Linked DNA regions of Homo sapiens: region 1 is linked to region 2. The links are chromatin loops, found by intact Hi-C in ENCODE. Cell type or tissue: endothelial cell of umbilical vein. All regions are shown on one strand. Links, peaks and the distances in the headings refer to the core of each region. The heading gives the core; the rest is flanking DNA. Region 1 overlaps ADGRV1 (adhesion G protein-coupled receptor V1). Region 2 overlaps ADGRV1 (adhesion G protein-coupled receptor V1).

Region 1 (16,189 bases), core at 4,595-8,594, 86 kb after region 2:
GTTTGAAGATAGGAAGCATCCAGCATGGGAGAAAGATGTAGGCTCGGAGGCTAAGCCAGTCTCATCTTTCCATGTTCTTCTGCCTGCTTTTATTCTGGCTATGCTGGCAGCTGATTAGATTGTGCCCACCCAGATGAAGGTTAGGGTCTGCCTTTCCCAGTCCACTGACTCAAATGTTGATCTCCTTTGGCAACACCCTCACAGACACACCCAATAACAATACTTTGATCCTTCAAACAAGTTGACACTCAGTATTAACCATCACAGTGTGACTAATGTGTTAGGATTCATGAGGTCTAATCATAAAGTGATACTATTTTGTCACTGGTTGTTTCTTTATAATTTATTCAATGAAAGAAGTCTTCTGCCACTGAATAAAACCTTAGAAAACTTCTTGAAACCTCTAATAATTCTTTGGAAATAGAAAGCCTTGTGATTACTGTAAATCACAAAGATAGTCTTGACGCAATTATTTAAAAATCTAGTCCCATGGGATTGTCAAAGTAGCTAACTTTATTTAGTTAAAACTACTATCCTTCCAACAGCAAGGACTTACTAAGGCATAAAGTTTATGAATAGGGAAGAGCGTGTGGTTAGCCTCTTTTTCCCTGCCTCTTTACACTTCTGCTAATTAATCTTTATTTCTGTCTCTTCTGGGTTGGAACATGGGGAGGAAGAATATGGAAGAGAGGCAGGAAAATACTGGCACATTTATTTGATTGGTACTGTCATAAGTTGGCTGCCATCCTCTGGACAGTTGCTTATGATTTGCACAATCTCTAGCAACTCAGTACCTTCTGCCTGTCTCTGCTGAGGCCTAATGGCCCTTCCAGAAGGTTCTATCAGACAAGAACTAGGATCATATTATTCTAGCTTTCTCTTGTGCAATGTACCAGATAAATCTGTGCAACACTTTGGCCCAATAAACTTTTGAAGTGCAAGTTTACCCAACCTAACCACCTCTTTTTCTAGCCTGCTGCTAGAGTAGCAAGCCAGCCTCTCTCTCACACTGGAGATTTTCCAAAGAGGGTCAAAACCAGAACTCTTCATCCCTTCCCCTCAGCTCCAGGGGACACACAGTTACTTCTACATAGCACAATTGTAGGTATCTTGTTCTCTCTTTTTCCTATACAAGTGCATGCCAAAAAAATAAATAAATAAAACTAATCCTTTCCTTTTCTAAACTTTCTTTCTCTCTTTCTGACTTTCTTTCTCTCTTTCCTTTGACATGTAAAGATATCTAGCCTGTTCTCAGCCACGTAGTTTCACAAGTTGCTCTGATGCTTTCTGTCTTCCAGCTTACTTCGATACCTGATGCCTTAGGTTCTTGATCAAAACTTCCAGTTTAACAGCAAGATCTATCAATTTTTGTAAAGTGACTTAAATAAATGAAAGTCGCAAAAAAGATACAGCTTTTTTTGCATCTTCAGTAGTTAGGCAACACTAACAGAAGTTTATTTGACTCTAGTTACTTTGCCTACAATTCCATTAAGTCACCTGTAGATGGGTGATGGTGACCGGATTATAACCAATTTATCTAAAAACCCAGGCCTATTGGTGTGACTTTCATATTGCAGCCTATATTTATCATGCATTCTGCTTTTCCTTAAAAAAAAAAAATAAACCAAGACCACTGAACTGAACCAATTGATAATTATCCATGTTAACAAAATATATCTTAAAAAGTGATATGGTTTAAAGATTTAAGAATAATTTCTAGGTAAACTAGTAAACCTTTCTCCTTTACCCTAGAGTTTATGTGACACAGCACTGGTTTATTCTCATAAAGCTTGTGTTTGTTTATGGATTTGTCACTGGTTTATCCCCATAAATTCACATGTTTGTTTATGGATTTGTCAGGCCAAGTCTCTGTTTAAATGCATTGTCTGATGATCCAGGATGTCTACTTCATTCTTTTGAAATAGTTAAGTCTAGGCTCAGTGGACCTTACAGTTAGGATAACAGCAGATTATTTCAGCATTTTAAAAAAAGTCTTAAAACTTTCCATATGGTGATCTACTTGGAACAAGTTAGCCCATTTGGAATAAATGATTAAATACTTAACTAAATACACGAATTTTACACTAAATGGCCATACCTGGACACTTGTTGCCCTTTATATTAATTCAAAATCAAGACAAATATTATCACTCAATGTAATTCTGGATAGCTTGTGTTTAGGCAAACACTGGGATTTAAGGGATGACTATAACCAAATGAAATGAATTTTCATAAGAAAAATGGCAATCTCAGACAAATATAAAGCTCACATAACCAGTGTATCTTGATTATTTTTGAAGGGGGAGTGCTTTAGATGAAAGAAACAAACTGGTTGTAAGCAAGAATGACAATACAGTGCTACGGGTTCCACAGGGCCAACTTTAGGGCTTGAGCATCCTTAGATTTTGGTATCTGCAGGAGGCCCTGGAATCAATGCACCACAAATACTGAGGGACAACTGTATGTGAGGTTTGGAAACACCTCATAAAAATTTACAGACTTATCAGTTATCTAATGCAACTGTTCCTCTGACATGAGTCATGTGCGGGCCTGCCAGGGAGAATTCCAGATGTCCTCCTCCAGATCCTGCTGGTAAGGAATTAGAAAAATAATTAACTATACCAATCTGGGTACTTGTGCTGACACTAAGGGTCTACATTTTTTGGAAATAAAGCATTAGGACTCTTTTCCAGTTGGATAAGGTATTCCTTGGGTGGTATCTTGACATTTGAGGACTAGCATTAATTTGCTTGAAACAACAGCATGTTAATAAGAACACTGCAATATTAATTCAGTATATCTTTTCCCGTTGTTCTGAAAGAGACATCAGCGGTCTAGCTCCCTGATTTGGTAGTAGGAAATCTCAAATCTCAGTTTGGCTTCTAAATAGTGTACTTTGTGCCTCTGACCCTTTCATATAAAATTAACAATTCTCAGCACTTCACAATGTCCTTATCCTATTTTATTTTTCCATCATGGCATTGTTGATATCATTATCAATATCAGGTATAGTATGTATTTATTTGTATGCATTTTCATATTTTCTGTATTTCAGGTATCTGTGTTGGATTCTGGCTTGGGTTTAAAAGACAGTTTTTTGTTTTTTAAAAAAGTCTTTCTAATAACTTAGCTCTGAACAAGGTTAGACTAAAAAGAATTTGGGAGGCTGAGGTAGGAGGATTGCTTGAACCCAGGAGTTCAAGACCACCCTTGGCAACATAGAGAGACCCTGGCTCTACAAAATAAATTAAAAATTAGCCAGGCATGGTGGTGTGTGCCTGTGGTTCCAGGTACTCAGGAGCTGAGGTGGGAGGATTGCTTGAGCCCAGAAGGTTGAGGCTGCAGTGAGATGCAGTTGTACTGCTGCATTCCAGCCTGGGTGATGGAGTGAGACCCTGTCTTGAAAAATAAAATTAAATATTTCAAAAGGATCCAGACAAAGTGATATCCACTAGAATGTAAGCTCCAGGAGGGCAAGGACTTTTTGCAGCTGCGGTTGTTCACTTCTCTAACCCTGGAGCCTCGAACATTTTCTGACCTATAGCCAATGCTCAATAGTCAGGAAGGAATGGAGATTAAAATTAATGCTTGTCTTATGGATTTCTTGTGAAGATTAAACTAAAGATTGCATATAAACTTAGCACAACATGAGATACAGAATCCAAAAACCCTAAAAGGCTCCTTATGGCACCCAGACTTTTAAATGTATGAATTTCATCCCATAAACTGAAGATACTGATTATATGCATGTTTTAAATATATTCAACTTCTAAATATTATACAGGAAGTCCCTGATTCACAATAATTCAACTAAACAGTTTTCCAACTTTAGAATGATACAAAAGCAATATATATTCAGTAGAAACTGTACTTTGAGTACCCATACAATCATTCTTTCACTTTCAGTATAGTATTTAATAAATTACATGAGATATAAAACACTTTATTATTAAATACGCTTGTGTTAGATTACTTTGTTCAACTGTAGGCTAACGTAAGTTTTCTGAGCATATTTAAGGTAGGCTAGGCTAAGCTATAATGTTCAGTAGGTTAGGGGTATTAAATGCATTTTGACTTAGGATTTTTTTTTTTTTTTTTTTTTTTTTTTGAGGAAGAGTCTCACTCTGTCGCCCAGGCTGGAGTGCAGTGGCGCGATCTCGGCTCACTGCAAGCACCACCTGCCGGGTTCATGCCATTCTCCTGCCTCAGCCTCCCGAGTAGCTGGAACCACAGGTGCCCGCCACCATGCCCAGCTAATTTTTTTGTATTTTTAGTAGAGATGGGGTTTCACGACGTTAGCCAGGATGGTCTTGATCTACTTAGGATATTTTTGACTTAAAATGGGGTTACATCCCAATGAGCATCTATATTTGGCATCCTTGTTTATGTAAGTGGACTTTTTTACAATGATGAGAACCTCACTCTGATGTCATTAACAATTCACCTTATGTTTGCTATATAAAAACTTCTTTCATATAAAAGGTGGAAGAATATCCTGTTTACGATATTCATTTTAGCTAACCATAGACTGAAGACCACTTGTGACTTTATTTGATCTGTATTTTGGCACTATTTATTTAATAATTATTACAGCCAAAACTAGAGAACAAACTTATTGGTTTTTCTTTTTTAAAATTAATCTCCTTTTCTTTTTCTTTTCAATAGTTAATCTAGAGGCAGTGCTCCACTTTGAACTTTAAGCAAATATAAGCCTTAACATTAGGGTCTCTGCAGTGAGTTTTTATAAGGATTGAAGAAAGGGAGCTACAAGAAATAAGACATCAAATCTTAGGTTGTGTGATAGCCTGATACCTTCCATGTTTTCTTGAACATTTCTTCTAAAAAAAAAAAAAAGTGTATTTTAGAATCTAACTTTCCAAAATTGCTTTGTAGTAGCATTTACTGAATGGATTGTAGTGTTTTGTTAATAGCACTGTTTTGTTGATAGCACTGAAAAAAATGAAAACCTCTGCATATTTCTTTTTTTTTTTTTTTGACAGAATTTTGCTCTGTCGCCCAGGCTGGAGTGCAGTGGCACAGTGATCTCAGCTCACTGCAGCCTCCACCTCCCGGGCTCAAATGATTATCGTGCCTCAGCCTCCCGAGTAGCTGGTATTACAGGCCCCCACCACCACGCCTGGCTAATTTTTGGATTTTTAGTAGAGACAGGTCTCACCACCTTGGTCAGGCTGGTCTCGAATTCCTGACCTCAGGTGATCCACCCGCCTTGGCCTCCCAAAGTGCTGGGATTACAAGTGTGAGCCACCACGCCCAGCCTAGACCTAGCATTTTAAGTATCCTGAGGCTTGTTAAAGATGTCTATGTCACAGTCCAGTTGTAGTTTAAGAGAAACTTTTCTGTATCAATAAAGGGCAAATTTAGATTAAAAAAGTCAGGGAATAAACAGTATCAAAGGCCTCTCCTCCCCCCAGAAACATGCTTCTATAGTATTCTTCAGTTTGCTGATCTACTCAATATTAATGCTTTCTTCAGCTGTTAAGTTTTGATTCATTGCAGGCTAATAAAGGAAAGTGGAATTTTTCAGGGCGTGGTGAATTATTTTACCTCTACTACACTTCCTAAGGCCCCTCCACTCAGCTTTGATCTTATGGTTCATTCCTTGTCATTTTCATTGGGTTGAAGGGACCTCCAAAGGGAACATTGGTTTAATCACTGCTTCCTTCCTAATGTAGCTCTGATTGCTAAACTGTCTGGGGTTCTTTTGAAATCCTTATATTACAGCTCTCTTGGGCTTTCCTCTGCAATCACCCTTCACACAGTCTTTATTGGAGGGGTTACAAAATGATATATGTCACTCAGTCTCTCTAGGCCCTTTTTCTAAAATTAGTAAAATGCACAGTCCTTGTATCTTTGGACCCTCAAGCCTTTATTTTAATTCTATGTGTTTATTAATTGTGGTCCCTACCCCTCAGAATCAGAGCACATATACAAATCCTTGACCTTGAAAGTTTTATGGCCCCAGAGAAACAAAGATTAATCATAATTGTTATCTTCCTGAAAATCTCAAGCCCTGCTTCCCTTTTTAAGTGCACAGATGATTCCTGAACCAACAGGAAACAAAGTTGAGAAATTTTTGAGCGTTTCTTTTCTTTGCCATTGTCCAGAAAGAGAATATAGTTCTCCCAAGACTGTCCAATTCATTTTCATATTGTTAAAGTAACAAATGTCCTTCTTGATTCTAATCTCATCTCGTTCTTGGCAAATAAGATTTCACTGTCTTAACTTCCCTGCACATAATAATTCACTCCTTTCCTTGCGCTCCAGCCAAACTCCAGGTGGTTTTGCTATCACATTTAAAACACTGTCTAAGTTACTGCATAGTGTGAGCCTCTTCTCCATACCAAACTCTGATCTCCAGCTCAGGAAGCATGTCTTATTCATCACTGTATGTCCAGAGCATAGCAAATAGCATGCACATAGTTACTGCTTAATAAATGCATATACAATGAATGAATAATGAATAGCAGTCATGTAGAAGTCAGTAGTGGGTTTTCCGTTAGCATAAGATCAAGAATTTTGTCCATTATATGGCACAATAGCCCTGCTGCTTTCATACTGAAAGTTGTGCTTCATTTCAACTACTCTGTGTGTGTTTGTGTGTGTGTGTGTGTGTGTGTGTGTGTGTGAGAGAGAGAGAGAGAGAGAGAGAGAGAGAGACAAAGACTCTGAAACAGCTGCTAAAGAGAGCAAACCGGGATGAATGTATAACCTATTATTAGCAGATAGCATTTTGATACCCCACTCCTAGTTCAATCCTAGTTTATTTCTTTTTTGCCTCATTTCTCTCATTTTTAATTTTTTTATGTTGAGCAACTTTATAAGCAACTTAAAACCTTTTTTAGGCACATCAGTTAATCTTTTGTGTTTTGTAGAAATAATAAAGAAGCATAAAAAAGATCTAGTCCCTCTTTGCTGAAGAGGAAAGTATGGGGCAAAAAATCATGAGGATGCTATTTACTGCTGCCTGGATATTGAAGTAACATGTTAGGAGCCTGTCTTAGTCCATTTGGGATACTATAACAAAATACCATAGACCAGGTAGCATGTAAATAATAGACACTTATTTCTCTTGGTTCTGGAGGCTGGGAAGTTCAATATCAAGGCACTGGCAGAAGGATCCCATGTTGGTTTATAGACAGCCATCTTTTTGCTATAACCTCCCTTGTCAGGAAGGCAAGGGCCTGTCTTGGGCTTCTTTTATAAGAGTTCTAATCCCATTCATAAGGGCTCTGCTCTCATGACCTAATCACTCCCCCAAAGCCCTTCCTCCTAATACCATCACGTTGGGGGTTAGGATTTCAACATGTAAATTTTGGGAAGATACAAACATTCAAACCACTGCAGAACCTTTAATAGAACTGCCTCATCTTCAAAGTCACAATAGAGGAGGCCACTGAGATTGAGTGTGCTTCCCCACCTATCAAAACAGCAACCATAAAGAACACATCCCTGAGTAGGTAAGTAATCTACATCCCAACATGAAGGCTTAATTACCATTTCCCCTTTCTGTGATTTTACACGTAGGATTTACTGTAGACAGTTTTGAGTTACCTTGACAGAACCGAATAAACATTTAAACACATATTATAAAAAGGTTGTAAGTTTTTCTTGCTTTCAAATGACTGAGCACCAACCCAGAGCCTTCACATTTAACTCACTGCTATAAGTGCTCTAAAGGAAATGTTTGCTCTTCTGAGAAATGGTATTAGACACTGGATTAGAGGTGATGACAACTTTGTGGATTAAGACCTCTGATAAGCTTGCTGTTGCAAATATATATATATATATATATTAACCAAACATTTGAATAGCATGTAAAATGAAATATGAATACAGTTAAGTGTCATATATGATTTCTATACATGAGTAGACATTACAGTGTTACAGCAAAGAAATTAAACCAATTTGCATACTAAAGTTAATGATAATAATGGCTGTCCTTTACTGACTCCTTATCACATGCTAGGTATATGCTAAGCACTTTGATTACCTCATTTATCCCTCACAACAAATTTATGGGGGAAAAAATAGATTTTATTTATATTTTACAAATAAGGCTAATGAGGCTCAGACAGGTAATTTCTTTCACCCATAGTCACAAAGCTATTAAAAAGCAGTGCTGGTGCTCAAAGCCAGGGCTATCTGATTCAGAGTTCACATCGGTAAGCTCTTCACTTTCTCACTGTTTTGTGAAATTATCATGTTCTTTTCTTCACTTCAGAATGACCCAGACAGTGGTGAGTTTTGGTGTATTTCCACACATAATCCAACCCAGTGAGATTAGTCTCTGTTCTATGTGACAACAGGCAACAGAATCTTTAAGCAAGTCTTTAATTTAGAGGTTGGTGCAAAAGTATGAATTTTAAATCATTTTATAACTAAACACATCTTTATTAATCAAAATAGAATCCATTACAATGAACACATTTTTGCCAACAAGAAATAAGTTTGTTTATTCCTGTAGTGTAAAAATCTGTGCTTCTGGATTTGATGAACTGTTGGAAAGCATTTTCTGCATCCTGCTGGTTGTGGAAGCATTTTCCCTGCAAAAAGTTGTCGAGATGCTTGAAGAAATGGTAGTCGGTTGGCGAGAGGTTAGGCGAATATGGCAGATGAGGCAAAACTTCAGAGCCCAATTCATTCAACTTTTGAAGCGTTGGTTGTGCGACGTGTGGTTGGGCATTGTTGTAGAGAAGAATTGGGCCCTTTCTGTTGCCCAATGCCAGCTGCAGCGTTGCAGTTTTCAGTGCATCTCATCGATTTGCTGAGCATACTTCTCAGAGGTAATGGTTTCGCCAGGATTCAGAAAGCTGTAGTGGATCAGACCAGCAGCAAACCACCAAACAGTGACCATGACCTTTTTTTTGGTGGAAGTTTGGCTTTGGGAAGTGCTTTGGAGCTCGGTCCAACCACTGAGCTGGTCATCGCCAGTTGTCCTATAAAATCCACTTTTCATCGCGCATCACAATCCGATTGAGAAATGGTTCATTGTTGTTGCATAGAATACGAGAAGATGACACTTCAAAACGACAATTTTTTTTTTGAATTTTCTTTCAGTCAGCTCATGAGGCACCCACTTATCCAGCTTTTTCACCTTTCCAATTTGCTTCAAATGCCCAATGACAGTAGAATGGTCGTCATTGGGTTCTTTGGCAACGTCTTGTGTTGTTGTAAGAGGATCAGCTTTGATGATTGCTCTCACTTGGTCATTGTCAACTTCCGATGGCTGCCCACTAGGCTTCTTATCTTCAAGGCTGTCGTCTCCTTTGCAAAACTTCTTGAACCACCGCTGCTCTGTACATATGTTAGCCACTCCTGGGCCAAAATGCATTATTGATGTTGCAAGTTGTCTCCACTGCTTTATGAGATATTTTGAACTAGAATAAGAAAATCGCTCGAATTTACTTTTTGTCTAACATAATCTCCATAGTCTAAAATAAACATAAAACAAACAGCAAGTAATAAGTCATTAGCAAAAAAACCATAAATCGAGAAATGCCCACTAAAATGATGTATAATATAACCACATTTATTTAAGAATGTATTCCATTATCAAATGGCAAATTCCAACAATGGAAATTCCTTTTGTACCAACCTAATATTTTCTCCTGACTCCTCTCCACACACCTAGGTAATAGGCCAACTATATGAGTAAGGAAGAGCAGCCCTGACCTTTACGAAAATTGTGTTGTTTAAAAGCACATGATACCTTCCCAAATGGGATGGATATCACACTTTTGAATTTTCAGTGTGTTTTTAAATTATTTCCATTTTGTAGCACATGCAAGATTTATTTGAAGAAAGAAAAAAAATAAAGAAAAGAACAAATAAACTATTGTACCATCATAAAGGGAAGTGTTTGAAGATATTAGCTGGCCCAGCTCCACAATTAAGAAGTTTGGCTACAATTAAAAACTTAAGAATATCAGTCAAAAATATTTACTGTCTATTAGATCATCATTTTTTTAATGAGAAGAAATTTAGAAAGTGCATAAGGAGACAGCCTTACATTGTTTAAAGCCAGTTTTAGACTATTTGGACTTTTCTTATACATGCATGAGTATGCTCAGAAATTCAAATTACTCTGCTGTTCCTATTTTATTTCACTGCCCTGAAATCCTGTTGTTGAAACTACAAGACTTGAAAATAACAGGAACATCCTGTTGACAAAAATAAATTCCTTATGATAAAATATTTTTCAACTGAAGCCAATTTTTTTTGGATGGGGAAAGGGCCTTGGTGGGAGAGGGGATTGTGAGTGACAGAATGTTGGTTTGGGTTCATTGCTCTTTCCTCCTAGCTTTGCTCTCTCTCCTTCTAACGGAATTAGTTGTATTATTTTACATGAATTTTTGTATTATGCAAAAATGTTGATGTGTGGTGTCTTTGAAAACTGTTTTATGGAAGGAATACGTGTGTCTGTGCTGCCCAGGTATTACTAGTGAGTATTATACTTAGGAATGAGCATGTTTAGTGTGATGTTCACTAAACACTTGATTTATTCAATAGTCCCCTAACCCCTGGGAATGCATATGCAAAGAATAAAATGTTTCAGACATTTGCTTAACAAGGGATTTTAGATTATTTGCAGAATATGGTCCCTGAAAACATTTTAGGTTATTTTTCCATGGAGTCTGACTTACGCTGAGAAGCCTCATTATAGCACTGACCAGGAGTTTAAACAGTCAGGTGCTGGGCAGGCCTCAGAAGTCCTTGCACTTGGTTTCTTCACCCATCATGCTGGAGGGAGGGTGGCATGACCTCTACTATCCCTTCTAGTGCTCAGATTCAATGAAGGAACTTATTTTTTAAAGAAGGAAGTGCTGTTATCTTTCTAATGGGCAGCTCAGAATGGCAGGGATATTAATAGTGGCCTGCATTCCAATAGTCAACACTGAGATCTTCCAGCAGTCACCCCATCCAGAATGCAGGCTTTGAAAGGCTAGAAACCCTCCCTCTTCCATAAAATCGTTAGGTAATTGACCTTTTTTTTTTTTTGGCATCTTTTGCCCTCTTTTTGGAAGCTTTGTGGGAGTGGGACAGTAGTATGGAAGATAAGAAACCCTAAGTTTAAATCCCTAGAAAAGCCCCTGAACCAATAGTCAATTTACTGCTGCTAACACCACTGGCCAGACTGGTTTGTCAGTCACTGGTGGTGTGATGGTGTCATGTTGGGCTTCCTTATTACGTGCCTCTTTTTGAATGACCCATCATTACCTTGACTTTTCAAATTGGACCAAGTTTCAACACTGATTTTGCAGAAACACACATGAGTCATGAGGAAAAGTAGCAAAGGGAAAGTTTTCCTCCTTCCCCTCATGCGGACGTGCTGTGGACACAGGCAGACAATCATAATTGCATGACTGAGTCACCTTACACACCTGCTGATCGGTAAAGAACTCAAGAGAGAAAGAGCTGATTTCACCTGCCTCTTCCACAAAGTCTCCTGACTACCCCAACTGAGGCACTGTTTTCTTTCACTGAACTCATACTGCACAGCACTTTTCTCTGACACATAAATAAATGTGATGAATGTTCACACTTTCCTCTCTACTATTTGGTATCTTCTCTTTTTTAATGCAAATTAAATCTTGTATACTGTATACATAGGAGGATTTGGGCTTAGCAATAGACGACAGTGATCATGGTTATCTTTTATTGAGTACCTACGGCATGCCAGCCTCTGATCCAAGACCTTTACATGTATTCACTCATTTGGTTCTCACTGCACTCTTGTAAGGTAGATGCCATTGTTTTCCCTATTTTATTTTTTGGAAAACTGAGCTGTGGAGAAGCTACATACTGAGTATGTGGAGAAGCTACATAGTTGCAAAGTCAATAAGAGGTGTACCTGGGATCCTTCCAAATATCTGGCCTCAGAGCCTTCATTATTACCAGTATTTTTTTTGCAAGCAGAATTATTCTAACCCATCAGTAAAAGGCTTCTCCTCACTCTGTCCTTCCCCCTACATTATACCCTCAACAGCAAGATCATTTTCTTTTGAGAAGCTTCTTTACAAAAATCATAAAGGAGCTCTCTTGACATCTGTCTATCTAGCTCATTAGACGTGTCTAGTTTAGGGCAGTTCAAATTGGGACTTTTAAAATGTTGCCTCTACATATGTATGATCTAATTCTTACCACTTCAAAGCTTCAGGGAAAGTGAAATGTGTCATTTCCCCCTCAATATTGGGAATTCCCCATAAAGTGGATAAAATTTTAGCCTGTATTTCCTTTTAGTTTTACTTTCCTCTTCTGAAATTAATTCATGACCTCTATCTCAAGTTTTCTCCAGATTTTTGGCCCATATTTCTTTTTAACATTTATCAAATATCCCTTGCATATTGGCCTTTTACATTTCTTAAGTTTCCAGTTTTAACTGTAACATTGCAGGACACATAAAAATGATAAATAAATACTAATTAATAGTAACATCATAGACTAGCAACAATCCAATATGAGCATATTTAGGGTTTAGATATCTTAGTACATTTTTATGTACTAACCCATTACACAGCAAACACCAACGTCCTTACATATTTATTCAATTAAAAAATTAGGATACCAGGATTGAAATGGGCTCTGCAACAGAGCTGAGTATTGGATTTGAGACATAAGTCATCTACAACTTAAGATAATAACCTTAAAATGATGGACATATAACCTCATCTACTCACACTGTCACTGTTTTCTTGCTGTTTGTTTGTTTGTTGCTGGGGGGCGGGGCAGCAGTTTTGGTTCTTTTGCTTGTTTGTTTGTTTGGTTTTTTGAGACACTCTGTTGCCCAGGCTGGAGTGCAGTGGCATGATTATGGCTCCAGCCATCCTCCCACCTCAGCCTCCCAAGTAGCTGGAACTACAGGCACACTCCACCATGCCTGGCAATTTTATATGTGTGTGTGTATATATATATATATATATATTTTTTTTTTTAATAGAGACGAGGTTTCACCATGTTGTCAAGGCTGGTTTCAAACTCCTAGCCTCAAGAAATCCCCCAACCTCAGCCTCCCGAAGTGCTGAGGTTACAAGCATGAGCCACCACACCAAGCCACTGTTTTCTTAATAATTGAAAGTTACCTTACTATTTCCAGAATTTCATGATTAAAATTTTAATAATAGTGCAAAGAAATGTATAGTGTATTTTAAACAGAGTATGACTAACTTTAACCGATGATTTCTTAATGGTTTTAAGTTATTTAGGATCACCAGTTATTGCAATGTGCTGCAAATGTTAATGTGACTAAAGATGGCAAATATGGGTGTGACTGAATGTTCACCCCTGCAGGGGATGCTCTAGAAGTTTTTTCTTGGAGCATTTGTAACTATCACATAAAGCCACATATGGGGCTAATTTCCAGGTCAGTGTAATGTGGCTACTGTTCTCTAAAATGTGATGAATAATTAAACGTTTAATTATCCTTCTACAAAATGATTTTTGCCCTTTTGAGGAATCAAACCATTGCTGTGAGGATTTTTTTGCCAGTCAGACATCTACAACATGAATAGTGGCCAAGAGTGACACTCATTGGGCATAGACCCATCCAGAATGCAGGCTCTGAAAGGCTAGAAACTCTCCCTTTTCTAGAAAATCATTAGGTAACCAGCCTTTTCTTTCCAGGCACCTTTTGCCCTCTTTTTGGAGCAAGAGGTAAGAACAGGACACCTTGAATACTCTAGGACAACGATATTTTCCAGTACCAAACAATTTTGTTTTATGAGAGAACATAGAGCATTCATACATACAAAAAATAACAAGTCAGCCTGACCTTATTCTGATGAAATGCTGATGGGGCTTGATTCACTGGAACCTACCTGGAATGAAGTTGGCAAGCGGTGTCCAGTGGATTTATTTCAGCAGTTTTATCAAGTTGCTTAGGGAACAGGCTGCTCAGACTTGAGTTTCTTGGAAAAAGACTTTAACCTACTAATAGTTGGAGTCCATTATTTGCCTTTGGAATTATATGTAAATATATTTAACTCCTTAATGAGCCAGGGATGTGGGCAATTCTTCCTTATTAACCAAGAGCTAATTATTTACAATATAAGGTGGTATTTTAATGTAGCCAGTATATCTGACTACTTCAAAATCTTAGTTTAATATCAAATGAAATCAAATACCTGCTCTTTTCGAATTAGATGAAATAATATTGCTGTAATGTGTCCATTTTTCTTTCCTCAATCTTTTCAAGCAATATAAGCATATAAGTACATTTTAAGCACTTAAAAATGAGCCCAATTCTTGTTCCTTGGTCCTTTGGCATTTTTTGAGGGATTTGTCAATATGTAGAGTTAGTTAGCAATTCTCACCATGGTGTGGAGTGTGCTCTAAAACAGGTAGACATGATAGTGATCCTGTGCATCTTCAAGAGCAATGTTGTTTAAAGAATAGTTGTGTGTTCACTCCCTTTTTCTCTCTATCACTTGCTCACTAGCTATGTTTTAACTATGGTCATTGTAGTTGCAGGTAAATCCACAAGAGTTATTTCAAGTTGAAGGGGGGTGGGAGTATAGCAGTATACCACAGGCATTCCCGTGGATATTCAAAAGTGGTACAGTTGGACCTCAGGAAACCTAGAACTAGCATGCTAGAAACCAGAGCCACATTGTTCTTCTTTTAGAGACCACAGAGTCTCTCATTTGTGTGTTGTTACTTGCATCTGAACCCTCTTCTTCTTCTCTCCCCTTTTCTCTTGCTTCCTCTTCCCCTTTCTCTGTTCATTTATTCTGAAGATTTGTTTGTTTGCTCCAATATGGCCATTTGCCCTGACATCAACTCTAGTGTCCACCAATAATGTGCAACTGTCCCTGTCAAATTCTCAAGGGCAAAAGACAGATTGGCTCAGCTCAGCTTTTAGAGCAGAGTCACCAAATTATAAGTCAGGGGCAAGCAAGAATCGTTGTCTCTGAGGCAGGTGCTCATCTCAGAACTAGTCATCTGTGGCTGGGAGAGTGGGGGTGGAGGATGTAGCACAGGGGTCCCCCTTTCCAGAAACTTTGAGTAGCACAGGTCACTGTGGAATATGTCTGTTGCACTCACACAGAAACCTTATTCCTTCAACAGCTGTTTAGATGCAGCAGAACTGAATATTAACGTCGTAGCACACCCACTGCACCCCAGCACTTTCCTTCCCATCTCGTTTGGCCAGTCTGCAGATCTGCGGTATCCTCTGTCACTTTACTGCTAGCTCTCCTTTTCTGCAACATTCAGATTGCTTCTGAACATTGCATCTGAACAGCCCAGGCTTCTAAATATCACAGATCTCTGTTTTTCTATCCCTTTTGCTTTCAGCTGTTTTTCTTTCTTGCTGGTTCTTCAGGCTGTTGTGACCACCATGTGCTGTGAAATCTCTGTCTGATTCTTTTTGGAGTTCCATAGCCCCTTGGCTCCCTACCAAAGAGATGTAAAGATTAACTAGTTAATTAGGTTAAGCTACTTTATGTCTAAAGAGTGTGCTAGAAGAGTGTTTCTCAAACTTTTTTTTTTTTTTTTTTTTTTTGAGGCAGAGTTTCACTCTGTTACCCAGGCTGGAGTGCAGTGGCACGATCTTGGCTCACTGCAACCTCCACCTCCTGGGCTCAAGCGATCCTCCCACTTCACCCTCCGAGAAACTGGGAACACAGGCATGGTGCCACCACACCTGGCTAATTTTTGTATTTTTTGTAGAGATGGAGTTTCTCCATGTTGCTCAGGCTGGTCTTGAACTCCTGAGCTCAAGCGATCTGCCCACCTCGGCCTCCCAAAGTGCTGAGATTATAGGCATGAGCCACTGCACCAACTGTTTTTCTCAAACTTTAAACCCTTTTCCTGTTTGCTCCAAGAATGCCTGGCAGCGGTGCTCGTGGCTACAGTGTTTACCCCAAGATAACTTCGCCACAAAATATCTCGCTTTTATTATTTTCATATCTGTCTAGTATATGGATTTTGGAAACAAAAGACATAATTCTATTCATAGCATTCTATTTTTAGTAGTGGTATTTTCATTTACAATATATAGTAATTCCCTATCGTTTAAATTGTCAAATCCTAGAACATGAAGCATTCCTACGCATGATGTTAACATCATTTTGGAACAGTTGGCGGAAGATTCATTTGATGAATCAGATTTTTCCAAAATAGAAGATTCTGATGATTCAGATGATTCTGATGTTAGTTCTGTTTAGAAATA
Region 2 (16,189 bases), core at 4,925-8,924:
AAGAGAAAGTGGGGCAGATGGGACTTGGGTTTTCTCTCTGAAAATTTCTTTGAATCCCCACAAGCAGCGCTAATACTCTCATTCTCCTAATACTCTGCATTCTCCTAATATTTTGCTCCATACCCTGCTACAATACTTGTCACATTTTATTGTATCATGTGTCTAGCTTCACCCTTAGGCACCCGTCTATTAGAAAGAACTACATTTGGCTCATTATAAATGCTCGATAACAAAATGCTCCCACTTTAAAAAATAGGATAGTCTAGGTATCTGCCATGATCAGAGTAAGCAGGTAGAATTTGAGCTGGTCCTTTAAAAACTGACTAGTTTTGGCCGCGCGCAGCGGTTCACGCCTGTAATCCCAGCACTTTGGGAGGCCGAAGCGGGCGGATCATGAGGTCAGGAGAGCGAGACCATCCTGGCTAACACGATGAAAACCCGTCTCTACTAAAAATACAAAAAATGGTGGCACGCCCTGTAGTTCCAGCTACTCCGGAGGCTGAGGCAGGAGATTCGCTTGAACCCGGGAGGCGGAGGTTACAGTGAGCCAAGATCGTGCTACTGCACTCCAGCCTGGGTGACAGAGGGAGACTCCGTCTCAAAAAAAAAAAAAAAAAAAAGGGGGGGTGGCGGTCATTTCAAGAATAATTTTATAGGGAAAGGAGTGAGAGTATCCGTAGTAAACTGAGGGAGGAGGGTGTATATATTAAGGAGCACTGAGAATTGAGGTTTATAGGAAAACTAATATTTATCATTAGTTGTTATTTAGCCCAAGCAAGCGGGGACACATGCTGTATATTTAAGTTTTCTAAAAAGTATTTACTCTTCATTTCCTTCGTTGGCTGGCACAGTAGAGCTCTAAGCAATCAGAATAAGCAGAGAATTTTATAAGTCATTTTAAAAAGAATATCTCAAATACTTTTTGGGGGAACTATATTTATTTTTCTTTTCTCTTAAGTTGTGTATATGTTATATAAAAATGGAATTGAGAATAGTATTATATTTGCTCTTGGCATTATATTTGATTGTCATTATGAGCCTGTGGTGGGCCATGGAGTAAAACGAATTGAGAAACAGTGACCTAGAATGTTAGCACTTCGAGAGGGGACTGTGCTCGATTTAGCTTTGTAGGCAGTAGCATGGTGCTCAAGAAAGAATGCTGCTCCTGCAAATCAGGATACCAGAATTTGAATCCCAATTTAAATTTAAAACTTGTTTAAGGACCTTTAAACATGTTAATTATCCTATAGTTCTTCCTTCGTTATTTACTAAATTGGGATACAAACAATAATAGTTTCACATCATTAATATGTGAGTTATACACAAAAGAACGAGGGAAAACATGTAGCGCCATGCTGGTATACAGCAGTTTTCTGTAATCATGTACTTCATCTTGCCCAGCACAATACTTTGTAGATAGAGGGTACTTAAGCACTCATTCATACTGAATAAATCAATGTATGAACAACTGAGAACCTTTGAAAAATTCCTTTTTTCTGTTCATGTTCAACTTAATGCTTTCAGAGAACTGACTGTGAAAATAACCTTTTTTCTGGTAATCTCTATGTGTTTGAATAAAAGAACAATGGTGAAGCTCCATCTATTTTTAGGTTATGTAGCCTTAAAAATGAGAAAGCTAAATATGCTGGGAGATTTTATTTATTTTGTTTTCTTGGTCTCATTTTATTTCTGTCTTAAATTAAGTTAATGAAATTTTGGGTAGGCCTGGTCACATTTAATACCTAGTTCTCCAAGTATTTTTTGTGCATCCCTTTTATAGCAGTGTGCAATGTGACAGCTCAGCCTCCTCTTGCTGACTAATCTCCTGTACAGACAGAAGCAATTCCCATAATTCAGATAATAACCTGGAACAACTTTCATGATTTACAAAAGTAGATTTGTAACTGATCTTCTTATAATTTAGAAAAGGAGATTAGAGTGTAATAAAATATCAAATCATAGCTTAGGAATAGAATTTTGGATGTTAAAACTATTCTGAAAGTAAATACAGTTTTAAACAAGAACCTGTACTGATTTAATTGCTTCAAAGAAAACATATTGAAAAAGAAAAGAATTATTTAAGTTAGCATATACTTATAAATAGTTTCATAGAATGTTTAAAGCTAAACATATTCAATTATAATTTGGATTACACTATTCTATTACATAACAACCTACATAAGTTGATTAGAACAAAACTACGAAGTAAACTTCAACACAATCCATATAATAGAATCTGAATTAGAAAGGCTTGAATTTATTGTATGTAAATTTATGAAGACTTTATGGAAATAGATGCACCTTTGTAAAAAGACAGAACATGAAATGTTAAAATGATTGCTTTTTTATCCTTTATTTATTTATTTTTGCTAAACCATACCATACTCTTAAGTCATAGTTCCAGTGCTTAGTGCATAGAAGGTGTTCAAGGAATAATTGTGGAATTTAGGAAGGTTTAATTTCTGACCTATAATAAAGGTCAGAATAAATGGTAAAATTAGACAAAAAAGTCAAGGAAAATATAAGCATAATCTCTAATAATTCAAAAGCTATGTTGTGGTGCATTCTAGAAAGGTGAATTTGTGGACTTTTTTTTTAAGGGAACTCATTTGTATCAGATTGTCAGGAAATAATGTTACATAAATTTCTATTTTCTGCTTTAAATGCTGGCATGCGTTCTTTTTAATAGTGTGTATTACAAATGCACCAAATCTAGGGCTAAGTAAACAGAAAGTTGAATCAAGGTACTTCTCATTTTAAAAATTGTTCTGGAGTCTTGGAGTAGAAAGGGACTTTGGAGTTGATTTTTCCCAACTTCCTTCTATTATTGATGAGGGAAGTAGAAGGGGAAAATGACTCGTTCACTGTCTGTAGCTTGAAAAAAAAGATTTTTTAAAAATCTATACTTGATCAGGCAGGCACAGGAAGGTACTTAATGAATAGTTTCCAAGAAGAGTCACTTCGGCATAAGAGATACATATTGTAGATTAATTTACAGGCAATATCAATTATAGTAATAAATTATTGGTGATTATTAATAATTATTAATTTTAAATTAGCATGTTGGGTCTTATGTAATTGACTGAGGAATCAGGTTAAGGTGCATCTTTCATTGTGAAATTGAGATTTTGGGAACATGCAAAGCCTCACTGCAGATCCTAATGAATTTACCACAGGGATGCTGCCCTACCAATACACTTGAGTAGAAATTTTCAAGGGGAGTTGAGGGACATGTCCTTGGTAACAAGAGGATTGGGGAAGGGTATATTTCACTTGAAATTTAAACAACATTTTGTTCCATGGTCTTATTTATTTTTGGGCACATTATTGTTTTTTTAATAAATTCAAATAGCATTAAAAGCATTCATGTTTTCTTTTTAAAAGTTAAGAGGTTTTAAGGCATAAGTCAACTAGTTTTTTCCTCTGTCCTTTTGGAATAAATCATTCATTCTTTTAATAAACGCTTATTGATCATCTCTATATTCCAGGCATAGTGGTACCCTCTGAAAATACAGTCAAAAAGTTGATTCCTGTCTATAAGGGGGAGCCAGAGTTTATTCATTGAGAATTTACAGCAGAATATTATTGCTCCAAGTTTCCCCCTGCCATCTACACTCATCATTGCAATATTTGACACAGTAGTCATTTATTGGAGAAAATACAAAAAGATAGAAATCACAAAGAGTCTTTCACTTCACTTGCTCATTACTCAGCAAGTATTTATTGAGTACCTATCATGTGCCAGTCACTGAGCTAGGTGCTTGGGTTCCATTAGTGAGTAAAACAGTCAACGATCCTGTCTTTGCAGGGATTATATTCTAGGAGGTGAGACTAATAGCCAAAAAAAAAAAAAAATGCAAATTACAAAGCATGTTAGAAGGTGATGTGTGCTGGTTAAAAAAGAGAGAGAGAGAGTGAGAGAGAAGTAGAGTTAGGGGAATTATGTGTGTGAGAAGGAAATTTAGTGTGGTCAAGAGAGGCCTCATTGTGACTTTTGAACAAAGGCTTGAAGGCACTTGAAATAAAAATCCAAAAATTAGGATAACCATAGAATTTGAATTTTTAAACTCATTTTAAGTCTATTTTGTTATCTATGTTACTTCCTGGCAAGAGGCTGCAGGTGATGGTAAAGTCAAGGATTTTATTTTTCTTTCTTTTCTCTCCCATTAGCTTTGATTTTCACAAGGAGTGGCATTTCCACTATTTTCTACTTTGCTAAAATAAATGTATTTCATGGGATTTTTGTTCATCAATGATAAGAACAAGGTTTACTTTGAGAATTTTCTCTTGAGAGCCTAGAGCAACATGTAGCATAATTTCATATCATGCGCTGTTTCTTAGAAATATAAAAATCCATATATTGCCATTTTTAGAATGACTCTTAGTCATATCAGTTTGGGCAAGAAGTCAACTTACTTTCACATGGAATCACTGAGTCATAGATTTAGATAAGAAAGCAGTTTACTTTCTTAATATTCTTCATCGATTTTAGCATATTTTAAAAATAGAAGTATCTGTTTCTTACAGATTCTGTTTCTGGCGTCTGCATACGCAAGTCCCCAACTCGCTGAGGAGAGCTGTTCAGCTATGGCTGCTGTCACACATTACCTGTATCTTTGCCAGTTTAGCTGGATGCTCATTCAGGTTGGTACCTCATTCCCTCTCCCCGCCCCTTTAATCTTTTAATGAATCTGGGTGGAGTGGTCTTAATGTCTGATACTCTGTACTGAAGTAGAAGTAATTCCGTATATCCATCACTGCATTCTCAGGATATAAATGACAAATAAAAACACCCTATAAGCTGTACAACAGTAGAGAGCATTGTGAGTTTGAAGAAATGATGGAAATCTAGTAGGATTGGAAACAAGGGAGTGGTTAGAGATGAAGTCTGCAATGTGGGCCCTTTAAAGCACAGTTGGAAATTTGAACATTTTTCTAGGAAAAGTAATAGAATGATTTTAAGCAAAGGAGTGACATGATAAGATTTAGATTTTAGAAAGATCTCCCTGTTTGTAGTGAATATGAGACAGGAAAGAGTGGATAGGCAAGCCAATTAAGTAGATTTAGCTGTATTCATGGGGAAATCATGGTAGCGTGAACTAAGGAGGTGGCAGTAGAAGCAAAGGGAAGTGGACTGTTTTGGAGATTTTTTTAAGCTAGAACTATAGGATGTGAAGACTTGTTGTGGGGAATGCAGAAGTTGGAACCCAGGATGCTTCCCAAATTTCTGGCCGGGTATCTGGTGGATAGTGGTAACAGAAATTACGATCACTGAACAATGGGGAAGAGCTGGTGAGTTTCGTTTGGGACATGCTGAATGTGAAGTGCCTATGAGACTTCCAGTGGGAACTTTGAGGAGAGGGCGATACATTTAGAAATGCACTGGGAATGCCAGTGCTTTGGGAGGCCAAGGCAGGCGGATCACCTGAGGTCAGGAGTTCAAGACCAGCCTGTCCAACATGGTGAAACCCCATCTCTACTAAAAATATTAAAAATTAGCTGGGCGTGGTGGTGGGCACCTATAATCCCAGCTACTAGGGAGGCTGAGGCAGGAGAATCACTTGAACCCAGGAGGCGGAGGTTGCAGTAAGCCGAAATGGCACCATTGCACTCCAGCCTGGGCGAGAAAAGCGAAACTCTGCCAAAAAAAAAAAAAAAAAAAATAGAAAGAAAGAAAGAAATGCACTGGGAAGCTATTGGCTTAGAGTTGGAAAATGGAGCCATTGGTTTGGAAGAGATTACTTGGCGAGAAGGTACAGAGTGAGACCAGTAGAGTCCTAGCATACTCCCCTGAGGAACTAGTAAATGTTGGGGGAGAAATTTCAATTTTCCTTTTCTAAATAAAATCCCAAATTCTCTCCATTATTCTATGCTGATTTGGTCGATAAAGAGGCTAAGAGAGGAGGATGGTGCGTAGTATTTAAGTGGCTCAACTAAAATGCTGCCTTTGGTAATGCATTCTGTGTAATGGTATTTTTAAGGTTTTCATGTGATACTGTTTCATATGCATTTCTGAGTATGGATGTAAACTATTTTAATGAAACAGATGCATTCAGGCCCTTGCATATTCTTTTTTCTTGTTGAAGAGGAAGGTTGTGGGACTTGATGATGTAGCAACAGTGAATTAATGGTAAAAGGAGAAAGAAAGTGAGGTGGTGGTATTATGAGAGAATACCACATACCACACAGGCTCAAGGAAGGGTTGTTTTCCCCAGTATGATATGATAGTAGTGGGGGCTGAAGAAGAGAACTGAACTATTTAGCTAATAGAACTAGTTGAAACAAGTGGCACCCTGGATCTGGATTTGAATTCTGGCTCTGCCACTATCTGTGTAAGCTTAATCAAGCTATTGACTCTCTCCAAGATTTGTTTCTAAATCTGCATATAGGGATAATAATTCCTAACTCATAGAATTATTATTAATATTTTATAGCTCTTTGAGCAGTTTTAATCATGGAAAATTAATGGTGTTTTCAAGCTCCCCTCTCAAAAAAATTTGCAAATAAAAGTGAATTTAAACCATATAACATAAAACTTACATATCTGCTGAAATTAGAATAACATTTGCGAGATTTTCTGATTGCAAAATTCTGTAAGAGTTTATCTGAGTTAAACTTTTTTAAATGTGCCCTATTTATGTTGTTATCTGTCTGCCTGTATTGAGGTCCCCAGTGCTATGCTAAAGGTCTTTGTCCATGCCCCTGACCTATTCAGAATTTTTGATTCATTACTTGGATGAAAACACAGGAAATTGCTTATCAGATATGTACGTGGTACAGAACTGAAAGGACAGCTGCAACAGAGAGCTGCCTGCATTAAGATTACAAGTAGAGCCAATGAAGAGAAACTGTACTGTGATAAATTAAAAACTAGAGTGAAAGAGACATCATCTGATGGAAGTTAATGTAAATTACTCAAAATTATAATTTAACATAAACTCAGCAGCAATTGAATATGTGACCAGAATGCTTAACAATAACAACTACTGTAACTACAAAAACAACACACACCTAGGTTGCGTTGATAGCAGTATGGAAGCAGACATGTTTACGTTGTAATTTACAAAATTCAGACTATTTTGGGACATAGCAACCACTCTCATGGGTCGTGTTTCAGCAGGAACATTAATTATCCAATGAGAAGTTGGAAAACAACCCCCTAAGAAACTTTGAGGCAGCTGGACATAACTAACCTGGAAAGAATTTAGGTAAATGTGATGGCTGTCTACAAATACCGGAAGGGCTACTGCAGGAAAGGGTGGACTATGTAGCTCCATTTGGCACAACTCAGAGCAAATGGGTCAAAAATTAGGGAAGGAAATTTTTGATTCAGGTTAAGAGTGTTCATAGCAATAAAACTGTCAAAGTTGAAGAGGCTTTTCTAAAAGTAGAGTAAATTCAATCACTGAAATATATGGAGAGGGAAATGACCAACTTTCAAACATGTTTTAGATGGATTTTCTGCTTTCAGGGGCATTAGACAAAATCATATATAAGATTTCACCCAAGTTAATGAAGATTGGTATATTCTACATCTCTTCTTTGAGTTAGGTAAATATGATTGTGCCTGATTCACATTTAGTAGACCAATTAGATTCTGGATGGCTAATGGCTTAGGAAAGCTATTTAAAGTACCAGTGAAGTTTAATGTATTTCAGATGGTACACCACACATTTTTCATGGTTTGTGATTTGACCACAAGGGAAAAAGTCAGTCAGTTCTGAATTCTAGTTAGGTTACTTTTAATGAATTATTTTATGATCAGAGGTTGCACTTCACCAACCTACATATTCCCATTTATAAAACAGTGACTGCTGAAATCTTTTTTTTTCTAAAATCCGTTTTAAAAACATTATGTAGAAGGTTAGACTATTATTAGTTCAATCCTATTAGTTGAATTAGGTTGAATAAAATTGAGAGAAGTTTTTACTTTAATGATTCTACTTCATTTTTTTAGTAATATAGGAGCGAATATGATACTACATATGTCTGTGCATAGCTTATAATGACAATAAATTAATCATTAATTTGTAATTACTGAGTTAAGCATGTCAGAATTGTTAACGTTTATTTTTATCTGCGTATCTTCAGTCTTAGAATAAATACATTGAAATGACTTTATCTTGAAAATTATTTTACTTTTATATCCTATACTTTTAGTGCCATATAATAAAGTTAGATTATATTTTAGAGTAGCTTAGGGAAAATTTTATTGGTAAACAAGTTACATAACCTCTCTGAGCCTTGATTTTCTTATTTGAAAACTCAAGTTGTAATAACAGTACCTCTCTTTACAGACTGTGAAAAGACAAAATGAATTAATGTATAGAATGAACTTGAAATGGTGTCTGGGACAGAATGCATACTCTGTACATATTTACCCATATTATTTGTTAAGATAATATGTTGTGGCTAAAATTTCATAGATTTGAAAACATCTTGAATACTCTGCTATTCCAATATAAATTTATACCTTCTTTTTAACCAAAGAAGATCATCTTCATGTAGTGGAAAGAGGTCCGACTTTGAGTGAGGTGGACACTAACTAGCTGCAAAGCCTTAGCAAGCTGGAGAACCTTTAACTCCTTATTAAAGTAGATGCATGGCTCATAACAGGCTCCATAAATAGCAGCCTTGCCTCTGTTTCTTCAGGCTTCCCTTTTCTTTGACAGAGAAGTCACACAGTGCAAAGCGAGGATGTATTAACAAATTATTTTGCTTATTTTTTAAAAGGAAACAATTCATAAATTCCTTTCTTGGCCATAGATATTGAATTATCCATCTGTTTGCTCTTCATGTAAGATCACTCCTTGAAACTATTGAAATCATTTCTCCCTTAAGAAGGCAGGGTTGGGGCAGTTCCAAGATGGCCAAATAGGAATAGCTCCAGTCTACAGCTCCTAGCGTGAGCAACACAGAAGACGGGTGATTTCTGCATTTCCAACTGAGGTACTGGGTTCATCTCACGGGGCCTGATCGGACAGTGGAGGCAGGACAGTGGGTGCAACCCACCGAGCGTGAGCCGAAGCAGGGCGAGGCATCGCCTCACCAGGGAAGTGCAAGCGATCAGGGAATTCCCTTTCCTAGCCAAGGGAAGGGGTGACGGACAGTACCTGGAAAATCGGATCACTCCCACCCTAATACTGCGCTTTTCCAATGGTCTTAGCAAATGGCACAACAGGAGATTATATCCCGTGCCTGGCTCGGAGGGTCCCACGCCCACGGAGCCTCACTCATTGCTAGCACAGCAGTCTGAGATCGAAGTGCAAGGCAGCAGCGAGGCTGGGGGAGGGGTGCCCACCATGGCTGAGGTTTGAGTAGGTAAACAAAGCAGCAGGGAAGCTCGTACTGGGTGGAGCCCACTGCAGCTCAAGGAGGCCTGCCTGCCTCTGCAGACTCCACCTCTGGGGGCAGGGCATAGCCAAACAAAAGGCAGCAGAAACCTCTGCAGACTTAAGTGTCCCTGTCTGACAGTTTTGAAGAGAGTAGTGGTTCTCCCAGCACAGAGTTTGAGATCTGAGAATGGACAGACTGCCTCCTCAAGTGGGTCTCTGACCCCCAAGTAGCCTAACTGGGAGGCATCCCCCAGTAGGGGCAGACTGACACCTCACATGGCCGGGTACCCCTGAGACAAAGCTTCCAGAGGAACGATGAGGCAGCAACATTTGCTGTTCAGCAGCCTCTGCTGCTGATACCCAGGCAAACAGGGTCTGGAGTGGACCTCCAGCAAACTCCAGCAGACCTGCAGCTGAGGGTCCTGACTGTTAGAAGGAAAACTGACAAATAGAAAGGACATCCACATCAAAACCCCATCTGTACGTCACCATCATCAAAGACCAAAGGTAGATAAAACCACAAAGATGGGGAAAAAACACAGCAGAAAAGCTGAAAATTCTAAAAGTCAGAGCACCTCTCCCCCTCCAAAGGAGCACAGCTCCTCACCAGCAACAGAACAAAGCTAGACGGAGAATGACTTTGACAAGTTGAGAGAAGAAGGCATGAGATGATCAAACTTCTCTGAGCTAAAGGAGGAAGTTTGAACCCATCGCAAAGAAGCTAAAAACCTTGAAAAAAGATTTGACAAATGGCTAGCTACAATAACCAGTGTAGAGAAGTCCTTAAATGACCTGATGGAGCTGAAAACCATGGCACAAGAACTACGTGATGAATGCACAAGCCTCCGTAGCCGATTTGATCAACTGGAAGAAAGGGTATCAGTGATGGAAGATGAAATGAATGAAATGAAGCAAGAAGAGAAGTTTAGAGAAAAAGAGTAAAAAGAAACAAAGACTCCAAGAAACATGGGACTATGTGAAAAGACCAAATCTACGTCTGATTGGTGTACCTGAAAGTGATGGGGAGAATGGAACCAAGTTGGAAAACACTTTGCAGGATATTATCCAGGAGGACTTCCCCAACTTAGCAAGGCAGGCCAACATTCAAATTCAGGAAATACAGAGAATGCCACAAAGATATTCCTCGAGAAAAGCAACTCGAAGACACATAATTGTCAGATTCACCAAAGATGAGATGAAGGAAAAAATGTTAAGGGGCAGCCAGAGAGAAAGGTTGGGTTACCCACAAAGGGAAGCCCATCAGACTAACAGCAGATCTCTCCGCAGAAACTCTACAAGCCAGAAGAGAGTGGGGACCAATATTCAACATTCTTAAAGAAAAGAATTTTCAACCCAGAATTTCATATCCAGCCAAACTAAGCTTTGTAAGTGAAGGAGAAATAAAATCCTTTACAGACAAGCAAATGCTGAGAGATTTCGTCACCACGAGGCCTGCCCTACAAGGGGTCCTGAAGGAAGCACTAAACATGGAAAGGAACAACTGGTACCAGCCACTGCAAAAACATGACAAATTGTAAAGACCATCGATGCTAGGAAGAAACTGCATCAACTAACAAGAAAAATAATCAGCTAACATCATAATGACAGGATCAGATTCACACATAACAATATTAACCTTAAATGTAAATGGGCTAAATGCTCCAATTAAAAGACACAGACTGGCAAATTGGATAAAGACTCAAGACCCATCAGTGTGCTGTATTCAGGAGACCCATCTCATGGGCAGAGACACACATAGGCTAAAAATAAAGGGATGGAGGAAAATCTACCAAGCAAATGGAAAACAAAAAAAGGCAGAGGTTGCCATCCTAGTCTCTGATAAAACAGACTTTAGACCAATAAAGCTCAAAAGAGACAAAGAAGGCCATTACATAATGGTAAAGGGATCAATTCAACAAGAAGAGCTGACTATCCTAAATATATATGCACCGAATACAGGAGCACCCAGATTCATAAAGCAAGTCCTTAGAGACCTACAAAGAGACTTAGACTGCCACACAATAATAATGGGAGACTTTAACACCCCACTGTCAACATTAGACAGATCAATGAGACAGAAAGTTAACAAGGATATCCAGGAATTGAACTCAGCTCTGCACCAAGCGGATCTAATAGACATCTACAGAACTCTCCACCCCAAATCAACAGATTATACATTCTTCTCAGCACCACATCGCACTTATTCCAAAATTGACCACATAGTTGGAAGTAAAGCACTCCTCAGCAAATGTAAAAGAACAGAAATTATAATAAACTGTCTCTCAGACCACAGTGCAATCAAACTAGAACTCAGGATTAAGAAACTCACTCAAAAGCGCTCAACTACATGGAAACTGAACAACCTGCTCCTGAATGACTACTGGGTAAATAACGAAGTGAAGGCAGAAATAAAGATGTTCTTTGAAACCAACGAGAACAAAGACACAACATACCAGAATCTCTGGGACACATTCAAAGCAGTGTGTAGAGGGAAATTTATAGCACTAAATGCCCACAAGAGAAAGCAGGAACGATCTAAAATTGACACGCTAACATCACAATTAAAGAACTAGAGAAGCAAGAGCAAACACATTCAAAAGCTAGCAGAAGACAAGAAATAACTAAGATCAGAGCAGAAATGAAGGAGATAGAGACACAAAAAACCCTACAAAAAATCAATGAATCCAAGAGCTGGTTTTTTGAAAAGATCAACAAAACTGATAGACCACTAGCAAGACTAATAAAGAAGAAAAGAGAGAAGAATCAAATAGATGCAATAAAAATTAATAAAGGGGATATCACCACCGATCCCACAGAAATACAGACTACCATCAGAGAATACTATAAACACCTCTATGCAAATAAACTAGAAAATCTGGAAGAAATGGATAAATTCCTGGACACATACCCCCTCCCAAGACTAAACTAGGAAGAAGTTGAATCCCTGAATAGACCAATAACAGGCTCTGAAATTGAGGCAATAATTAATAGCCTACCAACCAAAAAAAGTCCAGGACCAGATGGATTCACAGTCGAATTCTACCAGAGGTACAAGGAGGAGCTGGTACCATTCCTTCTGAAACTATTCCAATCAACAGAAAAAGAGGGAATCCTCCCTAACTCATTTTATGAGGCCAGCATCATCCTGACACCAAAGCCTGGCAGAGACACAGCAAAAAAAGACAATTTTAGACCAATATCCCTGATGAACATTGATGCAAAAATCCTCAATAAAATACTGACAAACCGAATCCAGCAGCACATTAAAAGCTTATCCACCATGATCAAGTGGACTTCATCCCTGGGATGCAAGGCTGGTTCAACATATGCAAATCAGTAAACGTAATCCAGCATATAAACAGAACCAAAGACAAAAACCACATGATTATCTCAACAGATGCAGAAAAGGCCTTTGACAAAATTCAACAATTCTTCATGCTAAAAACTCTCAATAAGTTAGGTATTGATGGGATGTATCTCAAAATAATAAGAGCTCTTTATGACAAACCTACAACCAATATCATACTGAATGGGCAAAAACTGGAAGCATTCCCTTTGAAAAGTGGCACAAGACAGGGATGCCCTCTCTCACCACTCCTATTCAACATAGTGTTGGAAGTTCTGGCCAGGGCAGTCAGGCAGAAGAAAGAAAGAAAGGGTATTCAATTAGGAAAAGAGGAAGTCAAATTGTCCCTGTTTGCAGATGACATGATTGTCTATTTAGAAAACTGCATTGTCTCAGCCCAAAATCTCAAGCTGATAAGCAACTTCAGCAAAGTCTCAGGATAGAAAATCAGTGTGCAAAAATCACAAGCATTCTTATACACCAATAACAGACAAACAGAGAGCCAAATCATGAGTGAACTCCCATTCACAATTGCTTCAAAGAGAATAAAATACCTAGGAATCCAACTTACAAGGGACGTGAAGGACCTCTTCAAGGAGAACTACAAACCACTGCTCAATGAAATAAAAGAGGACACAAAGAAATGGAAGAACATTCCATGCTCATGGATAGGAAGAATCAATATTGTAAAAATGGCCATACTGCCCAAGGTAATTTATAGATTCAATGCCATCCCCATCAAGCTACCAATGACTTTCTTCACAGAATTGGAAAAAACTACTTTAAAGTTCATATGGAACCACGAAAGAGCCTGCACTGCCAAGACAATCTTAAGCCAAAAGAACAAAGCTAGAGGCATCACACTACCTGACTTCAAACTATAGTACAAGGCTACATTAACCAAAACAGCATGGTACTGGTACCAAAACAGAGATATAGACCAATGGAACAGAACAGAGCCCTCAGAAATAATACCACACGTCTACAACCATCTGATCTTTGACAAACCTGAGAAAAACAAGCAATAGGGAAAGGATTCCCTATTTAATAAATGGTGCTGGGAAAACTGGCTAGCCATATGTAGAAAGCTGAAACTGGATCCCTTCCTTACACCTTATACAAAAAGTAATTCAAGATGGATTAAAGACTTAAATATTAGACCTAAAACCATAAAAACCCTAGAAGAAAACCTAGGCAATACCATTCAGGACATAAGTATGGGCAAGGACTTCATGTCTAAAACACCAAAAGCAATGGCAACCAAAGCCGAAATTGACAAATGGGATCTAATTAAACTAAAGAGCTTCTGCACAGCAAAAGAAACTACCATCAGAGTGAACAGGCAACCTACAGAATGGTAGAAAAGTTTTGCAACCTACTCATCTGACAAAGGGCTAATATCCAGAATCTACAAAGCACTCAAACAAATTTACAAGAAAAAAACAAACAACCCCATCACAAAGTGGGCGAAGGATATGAACAGACACTTCTCAAAATAAGACATTTATGCAGCCAACAGACACATGAAGAAATGCTCATAATCACTGGCTATCAGAGAAATGGAAATCAAAACCACAATGAGATACCATCTCACACCAGTTAGAATGGTGATCATTAAGAAGTCAGGAAACAACAGGTGCTGGAGAGGATGTCGAGAAATAGGAACACTTTTACACTGTTGGTGGGACTGTAAATTAGTTCAACCATTGTGGAAGACAGTGTGGCGATTCCTCAAGGATCTAGAACTAGAAATACCATTTGACCCAGCCATCCCGTTACTGGGTATATACCCAAAGGATTATAAATCATGCTGCTATAAAGACACATGCACGTGTATGTTTATTGTGGCACTATTCACAATAGCAAAGACTTGGAACTCACCCAAATGTCCATCAGTGATAGACTGGATTAAGAAAATGTGGCACATATACACCATGGAATACCATGCAGCCATAAAAAAGGATGCGTTCATGTCCTTTTTAGGGACATGGATGAAGCTGGAGGAACCATCATTCTCAGCAAACTGTCACAAGGATGAAAAACCAAACACCGCATGTTCTCACTCATAGGTAGGAATTGAACAATGAGAACACTTGGACACAGCAAGGGGAACATCACACACCGGGGCCTGTCCTGGGGTCGAGGGAGGGGTTAGGGAAAGCATTAGGAGATATACCTAATGTAAATGACGAGTTAATGGGTGCAGCACACCAAGATGGCACATGTATACATAGGTAACAAACCTGCACATTGTGCACATGTACCCTAGAACTTAAAAGTATAATAATAAAAAAAAAATAATAAGGCAGGGTTATATCTACTTTAAGAAAAATTGACAGTAAGAATTTAAAATCTTGCAGTATCTTTACTCTGTTTTGCTAGTTCTGTTTTTCCTTCTTCTGTTCTGATTTGGTTTCATTTTAGAGATAGCATATACTAATGGTACAAAACATAATCGAATACTAAATAAAAAGTACATCTTTTTCTCACTATTTCTTGCATTCTCCATTCTTTGCTCTACCCTCAATGCCAATTCCTGAAAGTAAACACTACTGTTTTCCTGTGTATCTCTCCATCAATATTCCATGCATAGACAAATATTTATAAATATTTAAATAAGCAGACATGTGTTCTTGTGTGTGAGTGTGTATATATATATATATATACACAATGTACATATATTTATATATAGTGTATATATGTTTACGTGTATCTGTATGTGTGTGTATATGTGTGTGTGTGTGTGTGTGTGTGTATATATATATATATATATATATATATGTATATGTATATATGGACATCTTTAAGTTTACCATGCATGGGTATACCTTTTTCCTATGCTATAATATGATTATTACATAAGTTATTTTTCTGGCTTCCAGTTGATGAAATTACATTATTTTTTGGGTATTGTGTTACTTTTTGCTATAGTAAACAATGTGTCCTTGAACACCCTTGCACTCTGAATATTTGTTTACTTGAGCCATATCCATAGAATAAATTCCTAGGAATTATGCCTTTGCTATTCATGTCTACATGAAACATGCTCTCAGTTGGATTTCCAAAGCATGAGGTAAATAAATTGCAAGTAAATTATTTGAGATATTCATATATGATATAGGTAAGCAGACAAATGATTTTTGCCTGTATATTCATTTGGCCGAATTTTATGATCACTTCCTGTCACCAAGTTAAATGATTGTATAGCAGTCTGCATCAGTTATGAAAGATATACAACCCTTGCATTGTTTTTGCAGTCTGCTCATCTCATGCCTAGAGTCACAGCTTAATTTGAAATATAATCTTTTCTTTTGAAACTACAGCTTAATTGAAGAACACATTTTTAAAATGGTAGAATAAGGTTAGAAATTATTTTACAGTTGTACTTGAGCATTCACATCTTGTGCGTTATTTTCTCAATATAACCAGGCTATGAACAAGCAAATGTGCGTGTTATTTATTCCTTGGTAGAAAGGCTACTTAGTGCCAGAGCATAGCAAAACAGGAA

The links. Peaks named below come from ENCODE experiments on the same cell type or tissue, not always from the same donor. Only the 100,000 strongest peaks of a DNase experiment are listed, where the experiment ranks them.
Region 1: a loop joins it to region 2, with 7 times the contacts of the local background. A loop is called at or near these places in 1 of 110 quality-filtered maps.

What each region holds. Positions count from the first base shown.
Region 1 is chr5:91,047,457-91,063,645 of GRCh38, forward strand. The region is part of intron 85 of ADGRV1 (adhesion G protein-coupled receptor V1); the gene reads left to right. Among named protein-coding and RNA genes, the nearest start is that of LUCAT1, 260 kb to the right of the region's middle. In endothelial cell of umbilical vein, for the core only: no CTCF peak of the experiment used is centred there; a DNase peak (open chromatin) is centred at 6,185; H3K27ac peaks cover 288 bases.
Region 2 is chr5:90,960,888-90,977,076 of GRCh38, forward strand. ADGRV1 (adhesion G protein-coupled receptor V1) reads left to right here. Exons shown (of 90, transcript NM_032119.4): 84 at 4,528-4,644. Among named protein-coding and RNA genes, the nearest start is that of LUCAT1, 350 kb to the right of the region's middle. RefSeq lists enhancers at 7,618-7,762, 9,292-9,436, 12,600-12,744, 15,980-16,124 and cis regulatory regions at 7,690, 9,364, 12,672, 16,052. In endothelial cell of umbilical vein, for the core only: no CTCF peak of the experiment used is centred there; DNase peaks (open chromatin) are centred at 6,764 and 7,204; H3K27ac peaks cover 1,814 bases.